Regions from separate parts of the Homo sapiens genome. Here regions 1 and 2 are each linked to region 3. A link is a contact called in ENCODE Hi-C or POLR2A ChIA-PET data. All regions are on one chromosome and are shown on one strand. Each heading gives the region's core, a stretch centred on a gene start or an enhancer-like site at or near the end of the contact. The rest is flanking DNA. Distances are from core to core; before and after follow the strand shown. Region 1 holds the start of B3GALT1 (beta-1,3-galactosyltransferase 1). Region 2 holds the start of PHOSPHO2-KLHL23 (PHOSPHO2-KLHL23 readthrough). Region 3 holds the start of CERS6 (ceramide synthase 6).

Region 1 (3,675 bases), core at 10-2,509, 1.2 Mb after region 3:
CCGCCAGGCATTTGGCAGCTGCCAGAGGCGCACCAGGCCGGGTCTCAACCTGGGAGGTCAGCGGGCCAAAGCGGCCTGGGGAGGCAGTGGCCCCACCTGGACGCCGGGCCGTCGGGCGTCGGAGCCCCGCTCTGCCTCCACCAAGCTGTCCCGCTGCGCCCTACGCCGCCACCAGGCAGGAGGAGCCGCTACCAGTACCTCAGAGTGGGACTCTCCATCCTCAAGTCTGCGCTCCAGAAAAGTGTAGCAAGCCTCCCACGCGGGGCTTCAGACACCTAAAAGTCGCCACTCCCCCAAGAGTAACCTCCACCCCCACCCCCACCCCCAACTTCTCTTTCCTCCTTTTCTTCAGCAATGTGGACCAACAGTTACTTTTCCCTCTCTTCCCTTCCCCTCCGAAGTCCCCGGGGCAAAGTGGGACTTTGGGGAGCCTCGTGGAACGCGCCTCTCCCCTGGCGCGCCAGGTCCACAGCTCCTTTTAATCACCGCAATAAAGTTCAATTTGCTCGGCTCTTTACGAGCCACGGTGGACTTTCCCGTGCGCTCCGTGCGTTCTACCTCCCGCCGAGCCAACAGCATCCTACTCACTCCAGCCCAGCTTGGGTCCTTGAAGGACGTCGGGCCACGCAGAGGGGACCCACTGTTCTCGCTGCAAAGTGCCCCAAGCCGCGCGCGCGCACACACGCATCCACATCCACACTCACACAATGCCATCCCCGCGCTGTCAAAGTCTGTGAGCGCGGAAGGGAGAACGCACCAGCTGGAGCCGCACGGGCGCGGGCAGTAGCACAGCCCAGCGTCGGGACACGCAGTCCGGGTCCCAACACCTTCGTCGGGATGCCCCGGCCACCACGCGCCTCGTAACCCCCAAAGACCACGCCAGCCGTCCCGGGGGCGTCGCGGGCGCTGCCGGACAGAACCTTACCCGCGGGGCGCGTGGTCTCCGGCCGCTGGGCTGGCGCGCGGGCCACAGGGACGCTGCAGCCAGGGTCCCGAAGATGCTGCTGCTCCGCTGCCGCTGCCCCGATCCCCGGCGCCAGCATCACTTCTCTGCCGCCCCCGCCTCCTCGTGCTCCGCTCTCTCGGCCGCCCCTCCCCGGCGGCCGCCTGCAAGACCGGCAGCGCCGGCGGCGCGGCGGGGTGGGCAGCAGCAGAGGCGGCGGCGGCGCCCGCGCGAGCTCGCCCAGCTGCACTAGCCGAGCAGCCGCGGCGGCAGCCGAAGCACCCGAGCCCGGCTGCGCTTCCCCGGCGATGGCTCTGGCCTCGGCGACTGACAACGCCCGGCAGCCAATCGCTGCCTCGCCCCGCTCGGCGGGGGGAGACCAATCAGAGCGGAAGGCCCAAGGTTTTCCTCCGCCTTTGCTCAGCGGGCTTGTTTCCGGGAGAGGCAGCGACGCTGCTGGGGTTTGGGATGGGGGAGGCGCGGGAGGGGCGCAGGATGGGGGACTCGTGGCCCCGGAGCCTTAGGTGAGGAGGGAAAGCCGGGCCCGCAGGGGTGGGCCTGGGGCGCTTTCTGACCGCCAGGAGCCCGCGGCTTGGCAGGAAAGGGCGCCGCGGGGTGACTTTGTCCCCAGAGCCTCGTCCCTGCGGTTCAGCGTCTTGGCATCGCTGGGGCGAGGGGGGAGCGGGGAGGGGTCGCGGGACCCGAGTACGAACGGCGCGGCTGGAGAGCGAATCCCAGGAGGTGGTCGCCGCCTTGAAGGAATCACGCGAACAGTCACCAGACAGCGCCCCCGTCCTTCTCCCTTTGGCAGCTGAAAAGAGTACTACTTCTTAGGCTTCGAACCACTCCTCATAGTAATCAGCCACGAAGTGTCCCCAGCTAGCAAAGAGGCACACGGAGAAATGTCGGAGTTGTAGGCAGAGTGGACCTTCCCCGTCTTCCCTCCAAATAAACGCCCCTCACCTCCCCACCCCAAACGCAACAAACAAACAAACAAAAAACCTTGAGAATGGGGAAAGATAATTTAAGCAGCCACCCTAATTGGTTGGCTTCCTTTTTTTCCTTTTTCTTTGGATAATCAAGTCTGAATGTTCTAATAGTTTTTTTTAATGTGTGTTTGACTCAAACACTAGCGAAGTAATGTTATTTAGCAATAAAAGAAAAAGAAAACAAAAGCCACAAAATGTTTTTCTGCACCACTCTCCCCTAAATTGTAATGATCTTCCCTTATGGAACATTTTTAGTTTCTTTAGTACAAATATGTCTGAATGGCTCAGAGTTCTACCAATAAGTTTATATTACAATGTTCTAGTAAAAAAAAAAAAAAAAGTTGTACATGAAGGTTGTAATAAGCTTGGGACCTTCCCAAAGTGACCCTCTGATAAATAGTCATACCCACCTCACAACGTTGTTGTGAGGGTCAAAAATCAAGTGTGTATATCAGCTACATAGTTGACAAATTGCTGGAATTCAATGTGTCTTAGCTATGATGCTGAAGCTCTTCTTGCTAATTGTATTTTTAAGGGATCCTTTTTGTTTGCAATAATAATCACCCTTTTCTTCACTTACCTTACTCTTTAAAAACTCCATATATCCTGTGATCACCAAAACAAACCCTGTCTAAATTTTATTAGCATTATGAGGAAAATTTGATTGCAAAATAGATGTGTATTGCCATCTTTTAGTACTATAGAAATTATGTGCATATCATCACTGTTTTTTCCAATTCTCTTATGCCTTCCTCCCCTTCAGTAATTTGACCAATGTAGTTTGGGAGCCAGATGATCTCTTCTTAAAAGAACTGGCTGTGCTAATAGATAAGTTCATTTTTTTAAAGGCTAAAAACAGAGAATATGGACCACACCACACTAGATTTTTAATCTAGAGAGGGGTTTTTGTTGTTGTTTTGTTTTCAGAAATTGTATATGTAGTTCTTTATTATTGTGCAATGACATAAAATCAGCACCCTAATTGACTATATGAGGTAATAAAGGGGAAAAATGAATAATAAAGGAATAAAAGAGTGAAGCTGAAATCTGGGAGAGAAAGAAAAATATATTTATTCAAAAATATATTTTATTCATGGGGAGGAGCTGATATTTGCAAAATGTAGAAATCTTAAAACTTAAATCTCAAAATCAAAATTAAAATGCAATGACAGTTTAGAAATATGCCTGATAAAAGGTAAGTTTTGAATGATTTTCCATTAAAAGCTAATTTTGACTTTAGAATGTTGTAAGCTATGTGGAAACTTGCAGAAATGTGCTTGCACAAGTATCAATATGATTTTTCTAACCATTCTCCCATGCCCTGCCAATTATGCTATTTTCCAGTATTTTATATCATCTTTCCATGTTATTCAATATTTTGCAACAGTTATCCTTGAAAATACATGGGTCCTATGTACCGTGTTTTTAGAGATTAAGACAATTAAATGACTATCCTACAGAAGCAAAAAAGCTAAAGAAAATCAACAGTCTGCATACAGATATAACACTAATATCTCATATCACTATTGCTACCATATCACTAATGCTGTATAAGCAGCTCTGAGAAAAAACACTTCATAATTAACAACGTACTAATGGTGAAAACCATGAAATATTTAAAATCAGTAAAGATGAAAAACCAAGACAAAATTTTTAAAGTATCTGAAAAGATTGCATGTTAAGTAGGTTTTCATGCATTATTATGAATTTCATGGGATATATTGGACAGAAAGTCCAGTGTTA
Region 2 (3,576 bases), core at 204-2,703, 1.2 Mb before region 3:
TTGTCCAAATGATAAAGATCTGGGTTCCCTAAGCTCAGGGCTCCTTTCCTGTAATTCGACACACACTACATCTAGGTGACTTCTTGCCCACTTTGCATTATCCTGTGGGAACTGGGGCTTTAGGGAACTCAGGCGAAATTGCTGATTTACTGGCTACTGCTGGGAGTAATTCATTCCTGAAATGAATAGTCTTGTGTCTTCCATGAAACTGCCAGGCTAAGTTAGCCTGCAAACAGGGTAAAAATCTCTGTTCCTTCCCAGTTCTTGAAACTTTTTTTTTTTTTGAGACGGAGTCTCGCTCTGTCGCCCAGGCTGGAGTGCAGTGGCACGATGGTCGGCTCACTGCAAGCTCCGCCTCCCAGGTTCACGCCATTCTCCTGCCTCAGCCTCCAGAGTACCTGGAACTACAGGCGCCCGCCACCACGCCTGGCTAATTTTTTTGTATTTTTGCTAGAGACAGGGTTTCACCGTGTTAGCCAGGATGGTCTCGATCTCCTGACCTCGTGATCCGCCCGCCTCGGCCTCCCAAAGTGCTGGGATTACAGGCGTGAGCCACCGCGCCTGGCCCCCAGTTCTTGACACTTTTTAAGGTATAGTTCCAAAAACCTACCAGCGCTGTATGTGCACAAACTAATTTCTGTCTTCAAATATTTTCTTAATTATTCCATACTTACCAGCATTATTACGTGGAACATCTGATAGAAAACCTAAAGAAAAATAGCACGACTATGTGTTAGAACATTCGTTATTAAAAATCTTTTTGTTCTTTCATTTTGAGAGACTCCAATTTGGTGCATTATGTGTACACGTCAGAGCCAACTTGTTAGTAATGAAGTTATCTGTACATCAATGTGTTAGAAAAGCATCTTTTGAAACCAAACGCGCAGCTACTCCTAACAGATTTCTGTGGTCATGTATTTACCAAGAAATTTAAAATATCTCAAAGGTCCTAACGTAAATATTCTAAGCATATCATTACGTTTTAACATTCCTATTTTTAAAAAACTTGGCCCCATCTAGTCCTGACCATGCCTCAGAAACCAAAGGATTAAAAAAACAGCGTTTATGTCAGCGAATCCGCGGGTTTTTATAGTTAAGGGAGGGCTTTGCTCCTCACACTCCACCCGCGAGGAGATCTGCGGACGCACACACCACGCCTAGGCCTCGCGCGCTCACACACCTGCCGGCTCCACCCCGAGGGTAGGCATCGGACCCAATCGGGGGTCGTCCCCCATGGGGAGCGCGCAGGTGGGGATGGGAGTAGCAGGCAGGGCGGGGGCCCACGGGCTTCTCACTGACCCAGTCCCGCCGTCGGCAGCCGCCCCGGCGCCCGTGACGCTCCTGCGGGTTCAGTCCTTTGGCCTCGCCCCACGCCTGCCCTCTCGGCAGCCCCACTCACAAGCCCAGCTCGCAAGCGCAGGCGCCTCTCTTCTCTAGCCCGACCGCCAACTGCAGCACCTCCCTTGTTCCTCGGCTACGGCTGGCGTCACTTCCGGCGGCGTTGCCAAGCAACCGCGTGGTACGAGTAACAACTCCACCGGCTGGCGTCCGCGGCGCTTGGCGCCACAGTCACTTTTCCAGATCTAGGAGCATCATGGACACCTCGTCAGAGATGCTGGTACGGTTTGGACGGCGCTGTGGACGGGCGAAGGAAAGTACAGGTGAGCTAAACTGACCTATCCAGGGACAGGGATTGTTTCTGGACCCCCGGCATGGAGTGAGAGGCGAGGATGCCGAATGAGGGCTTCAGTTGCCTTTTGAAATGGACTCCACCAGGTCGAAAGCATCCTCAATAAGCATCTTTGGGCTCTGTGTGAAGTTAGGCCGTCTTGCCCTCAGGTGAATGGGTGAAGGAGGGAAACGGGGAGTGGAAGTGGGTGGGAGAATGTTTACAGAAATAGGGGTGGAGAAAAGATAGGAAATCAGAGACCCCCACCCCCAGCCCCAGCTGACCTAAAACTGCGCAGTTGCAGCTCTGAGAGTCTGGGTTTTGTTAAATTTCCCGCACGCTTAAAGTTTGTTATTCACTGATTGAATTGGAATATCTCTTGGAAATATAAGTCACCTCTTTAGAGGCTTGGCTCTTCTGCAAACCTGCTGATTGGTCTTTACTAAAAGTCTCTGAAGGAAATATCTCCATTTCCTCCTCTCTAAAGTAAATATAAGGTCTCTCTCTAAGTCAAATGCTTTTAGAGAGTTAAAAAAAAATCGTGTGACATAAAGTACTGTAATTCAGGTGACCTGTTATAACAATTTGATTTTGGAATAGAAATAGACTTCTAAAGAACTCTATCAATTCTAGCTACAACAGTTTCTTACGTCTGTAAATTAGCAATTAATGTTGTCATGGTGACAACTAGAACTTTGGCAATTTGAAGTATCTTCATGTCATTGCCCGAGCTTCTGTAGCAATAGTGCCCCCTGCACCAGATGCAGAGTGACAGCCAGTCATTCTTCACTAGTGGATATTTATGCAGTGGAGGTTTTATGAGGTTAGCAGCGGACTTTTGCCATGTAAAAGGAAAGAAACAGTACCAACATGGCCAGTTTTGGAAAAGCACAATTAGTCCCACACATTCACTTTCCTGCATATGCATTTCTGCACTACCTGGTTTAGATTTACCTAATAGTTGTTAAATAATGTTTTGTGGCAACTAGCTCAAAAGCTTCCACCTGAGCCTCACTGCTAAATTTTAATCTCCATTTTTAGGGGAAGGCTAAGTTGGAGAGAGGTTCAGAGATGTGTGCAGCTATTAGTAAAATAAATAATTTATAAAGATTTAGTGGGATGACATCAGCCAGAATGGTGAAATAGGATCTATGCCTGAAATCCTCTCCTCCATAAAATCAACAAGAACAGTGGCAAAAATCATCAATATCGACTTTTTCAGAACTCTGGAAATTAACCAAAGGCTTGCAACAATTTGTAGAGTGTTTACTAAAGAAAAACAGCTGGATTTTTGTAACAACAGCAAGGTTTTTGGCATTTTAACTTGCCATAGTCCTATACTTTTCTCCCAGCCCCGTGTCAGCCTAGATAACCACAGTAATCACAGTGAAAAATAGTGACTTAGCAACTGGTAGAGGGGACAAAACAGAATTTGACCCACTCCAAAGCCAGACAACTGTTATTATTCGACATGTTTGATAGTTCCTTGGAAAATCTCACTCATGAGGCTTATTGTTATTTAGTCTGACTTCAAACTCACCAAGTATGTTTGTCAAATGTTCAGTGGCAATTTTAAATATCACAGCTATCAGAGGCATGTGTGGGAACTTAATCCCCAATGTAAAAATGTTGGAAGGTAGGGACTAATGAGAGGTGATAGGCCATGAGGGCAGAGTAAAGGGATTAATGCCATTATCTGGGGAATGGGTTCATTATAAAAGTGGGAAAGTTGGCCCTCTTCTTTCTCTCTCTCTCTCTCTGTCTCTGTGTGGTGTGTGTGTGTGTGTGTGTGTGTGTGTGTGTGTGTGCGTGCGCCTGTTGCCCTCTCTTTGCCCTTTTGCCATGTAATGCCTTCCATCATGTTATGATGCGGCAAGAAGGCCCCTGCCAGATGCTGGCACCTCGAT
Region 3 (3,557 bases), core at 920-3,419:
TAGAGGCAGAGACAATCTAAGTACAAAGCCATCTCCATTCTAACAACTTAATTTTTTTAAACACAGTGAACAGCCTGGAATCAGCATAGAGAAGGAGGATGTCAGGAAAATTCGGCTGTTTGTGCACAGATCATGCTTTTGTTCTCCAACACATAAGACTGCACATCTCTTTCAAATGCATTATCTATCTAAAAGTGAGCCCAGCCAGAATTTATCAGACACAATTTATCATAATTCAGCAATTGTGTGTAGATCCCCTACTATGTGCCAACATAGAGCAAACCTGCTATCCCTGAGTCTGCTTGTTTTTGGAGAGCCTGCAAAACTGTATAGAGTTCATATTTTCTGTAACCAAACATTTGCTCTAGAGGTAACTCTACACCTGCAAACACACCCATTTTTTCACAGCACTGCTGTGACTTTTTTGATCCTTTTTTGTATAGGATCAATGACACATCTGTATTAGATTCCAATAATTTAAACATAGGTCTTAAAGTCTGTTGCTTTGTGCATGTCAATTTCTGCAGGCGAACAGCTGACTTCGTTTTCAAGCAACAATACTGTCCGGTGAAAAATATACCTTCCTGAGACAAAAGATACTTTTTGTCCCCATGAAGCTTTGTTGCCTCGTCCAGCAGCAAATGACTCAAAAGACGCGTTCTGCCACCCTCAACAGTCGTTTTCAGGCAAAGAGGAACAGCAAATGAGGTACCAGCAAAAGCTTAAGAAACAAAACCAAGGTGAGTTGAAGGCGGGGAAGAAAGGCGGAGTGGAAGCGAGAAATGCAATCTAAACTCTACTTTGTGATCTAAGAAATTCAGCCTTTACTGATGAATTGGGCAGAGGAAGGGGAGGGTACAAGAAAGGGGAAGATAATATTTTCTGTTACGAAAAAAAAAGTGTGCTGCTGTCCTGGTTTTCTTTCAGTAGCACCCAGAGAATGCATGGCAGGCACAATCTAGTTTCGCGACGAAAACGAATTCCATGAGAATAACACAAGTTTGTATGTGACACAATGGAGATATCCAACCAAACCGAGGAACTATACAATTGCATGACAATTCCTCAAAATTTTAAGTGCCTTCGAGTACCAAAAAAGAAGTTTATGATTATTCACAGGACAGGGTTATCAGTTTAATATCACCATTTTGCAGGATGTGGACCCGTCCTGTCACATCCTCTTTTAAAGAAACCGCTAATAACCTGAAATGCTATTATCCCCTATTTGCCAGGACTGTGGGCCTGATAGTTTCACGGATAAAAACCAAACAGCGACCAGAAGCCAGGAAGTCCCTGGCGAATTCTTTTGAAGCACAACCCCTACAATCCGTGTGCCGGAGCATAAAGATTGAAGTGTGCGCGGTTCCTCCTCCCTCCGGGCCGCGCGTCCGGAACGTTCCTGGCTGTCAGGTGGGTGGCGCGGGCCCCGGCGGGAAGCCCTGCCTGGCAGCCTTGCGTGGCGCGCCGGCGGAGAGGGGCGAGCCCCGCGGAATGCGGCGGGTCCTGAGCCCGACCACCGCTCACCTTTGTTCGCCTGCCCTTGCCGGGAGGAGAGCAGGGCCCAGGAGGAGGGCAGGGGGCGACCCTAACGCTCCGCGGCTCCTCCCCGGCGCCCGGGAGGAAATCCGTGGCAAGCCAGACCCTTTCTGGCTCCCAGAAAGCCAGCGGGGCAGGGGGGTCAGCAACCCCTCCCCGAACACAAAGGTTGGGAGGCGTGAACGCGAGCGTTGGGGGCGCGGGGGCGTGCGCCAGAGAGCGCGCGAGTGTGTGCGCGCGTGTGTGTGCGCAGGGGGAGGGGAGGAGGGGCTTCAGCCCTTCTTACCTCTCGAAGATGAGCCGCACCATGAAGATACAGAAGGCCAGGGGAAAAGCGAGATAGAGGTCCTCAGCCTGCGGGAAGGTGGCCTCCTCCGTGTTCTTCAGGTCCGCCCAGGTGACATTGTGCGGGAGCCAAAACCTCTCGTTCCAGAACCAGGCTAAGATCCCTGCCATCTTGCTTTGTCCACTCCTGTCCTGCGGCACCCGCAGCCCGCCAAGCTCTCCACCGCGCAGGGCGCCCGGGGATGCGCGCCCGGCTGGCCCCGAGCCTGTGCCGCCGCCGCCGCTGCTCCCGCCCGCCGCCGCCGCCTCCTCCGCGGCCGCTGCTCTCGAAGGCTCGCGGCGAGCCCCGGTTCTCTCCTCCCTCTGGCCGCGCTGGGGAAAGGGGCCGCCTTGCCCGTCACATGGCAGCTCGGGCCGCCCGCCCTGATTGGCTCGTCTTCGCGTCAAACAGCGAGGCACACACGCGGCCAACTCGCCCACACCCGCAGGGCAGGGCGCAGTCGCTGCGCCCTGGGCGCAGGGGCACCGCTCCGGGGAGTGTCGCCCGCCCCTGCTCTCACCGCTCTTTCGCTTTGCGCTTAGGGCGACGACCTAAAGTCGACCCCCCAAATCCGCCCTAGCCCCCTGGCTGGCTCGCACATGCTCAGAATGCTGGCTCCTGCCCCGCTGGGGTTTCAGGGCTCTCAGTCCTCTTCCCGTGCGCCCGGAGGCGGTGGGTCAGCAGGTAGGGGCTGCCGCCAAGCTTCAGAACCAGCCCTGCTCCAGGAGGACAGCAAAAAAAAAAAAAGGGGGGGGGAGGGGGAGGGGTAAAGAGCAAAGGAGGAAGTGGGAGGGAAAGGATCCTCCACTCCCGCGCTTGGAGAGGCAGGGTGAAAAATCAGGAACTGAGGCAGGATGGTTTGGCAAGAGCCTTCTGCCTCTGCCCCACGCCTGCCTTTCCCCAATCTTTGACTTTCCGGTCTTTTATACTGCTGCTTCTCATCAAAGTAGCTCCCCCAGGGAACAAGCCCCCCTATATTGATTTATGAGGTGGTACAAAAAATTAGGCACTTAATTGCTATTTGATTATTAATTGCTACTTGATGACGATGATGATGATGATGATGATGATGATAGCAACTGCAGCGTTCTGTAAAACCACCCCTCTCAACTAACCTCTCTGAAAAGGCTGCTAGACCACATTTTGACCTGGCACATCATGAGAACCTCCACTGTGCTACTCGGCAGGCTCATTATTTCTGCCTTTTGAATCTAAAACCTTTAAGGCATTAGGCCTGTGAGGCCTAACCCAGGCACCTTCCCTCCCGCAATGCATTTCCCCATTGATACAGGAGCCATGTGTGAATTCATTCCATGGCCCATGTATACATGGTTCTGGGGCATTTTTGTTCATTTTTCTCACATTCATTTTCTGCCTGGTGCTGCCAGTAGGCTATACTAAACCTTTCCAGTGGGCATATAACCGCACACACACACACACACACACACACAGAGAGAGGGAGTTTCTTTTACTCTTCCCTCCCCTCTTTCCACTCTATCTCTTGAAAGTGAAACTGAAGAATGGCCTATACTGGTGCTTCCAATTTCTCTCCCCTCATTTTCTTTTGAACTTCCATTTGGACATTTGTCTCCTCTGCTGCATTGAAACTGCCCAAGGTCACCTGTGATCTTCATGCTGCTAAACACAAAGGTCAGTTCTTATCTTAGTCCAGGCTGCTTAGACTAGGTGGCTTAAA

What was found. A loop is a pair of places that touch in the nucleus more often than their neighbours do. ChIA-PET counts read pairs that join two places held with the same protein, here RNA polymerase II (POLR2A). Pooled maps may share reads with other maps.
Region 1: a map of ascending aorta shows a loop between it and region 3 (4-fold over the local background). The contact joins the promoter of B3GALT1 here to the promoter of CERS6 in region 3. A Hi-C loop is called at or near these places in 2 of 168 maps with a recorded cell type or tissue (ascending aorta and naive thymus-derived CD4-positive, alpha-beta T cell) and 8 of 50 pooled maps.
Region 2: a pooled map shows a loop between it and region 3 (5-fold over the local background). The contact joins the promoter of PHOSPHO2-KLHL23 here to the promoter of CERS6 in region 3. A Hi-C loop is called at or near these places in 4 of 50 pooled maps. POLR2A ChIA-PET finds 5 or more read pairs at or near these places in 2 of 52 experiments (Panc1 and naive thymus-derived CD8-positive, alpha-beta T cell).

What each region holds. Positions count from the first base shown.
Region 1 is chr2:167,290,585-167,294,259 of GRCh38, reverse strand. It overlaps B3GALT1 (beta-1,3-galactosyltransferase 1), which reads right to left and starts at 1,259. Exons shown (of 5, transcript NM_020981.4): 1 at 926-1,259. RefSeq lists enhancers at 1-151, 1,380-1,993 and a silencer at 1,095-1,144.
Region 2 is chr2:169,692,346-169,695,921 of GRCh38, reverse strand. It overlaps PHOSPHO2-KLHL23 (PHOSPHO2-KLHL23 readthrough), which reads right to left and starts at 1,453. Exons shown (of 5, transcript NR_144936.2): 1 at 1,300-1,453; 2 at 675-707. CFAP210 (cilia and flagella associated protein 210) reads left to right here and starts at 1,517. Exons shown (of 9, transcript NM_001085447.2): 1 at 1,517-1,661. The coding sequence starts at 1,595. PHOSPHO2 (phosphatase, orphan 2) reads right to left here and starts at 1,453. Exons shown (of 4, transcript NM_001008489.4): 1 at 1,300-1,453; 2 at 675-707. RefSeq lists a silencer at 1,145-1,424 and an enhancer at 1,555-1,734.
Region 3 is chr2:168,454,884-168,458,440 of GRCh38, reverse strand. CERS6 (ceramide synthase 6) reads right to left here and starts at 2,169. Exons shown (of 10, transcript NM_203463.3): 1 at 1,823-2,169. The coding sequence starts at 1,992. It overlaps LOC102724081 (a long non-coding RNA gene), which reads left to right. Exons shown (of 4, transcript XR_002959433.2): 1 at 1-1,410. RefSeq lists silencers at 1,478-1,537, 1,988-2,117, 2,238-2,327, 2,358-2,577.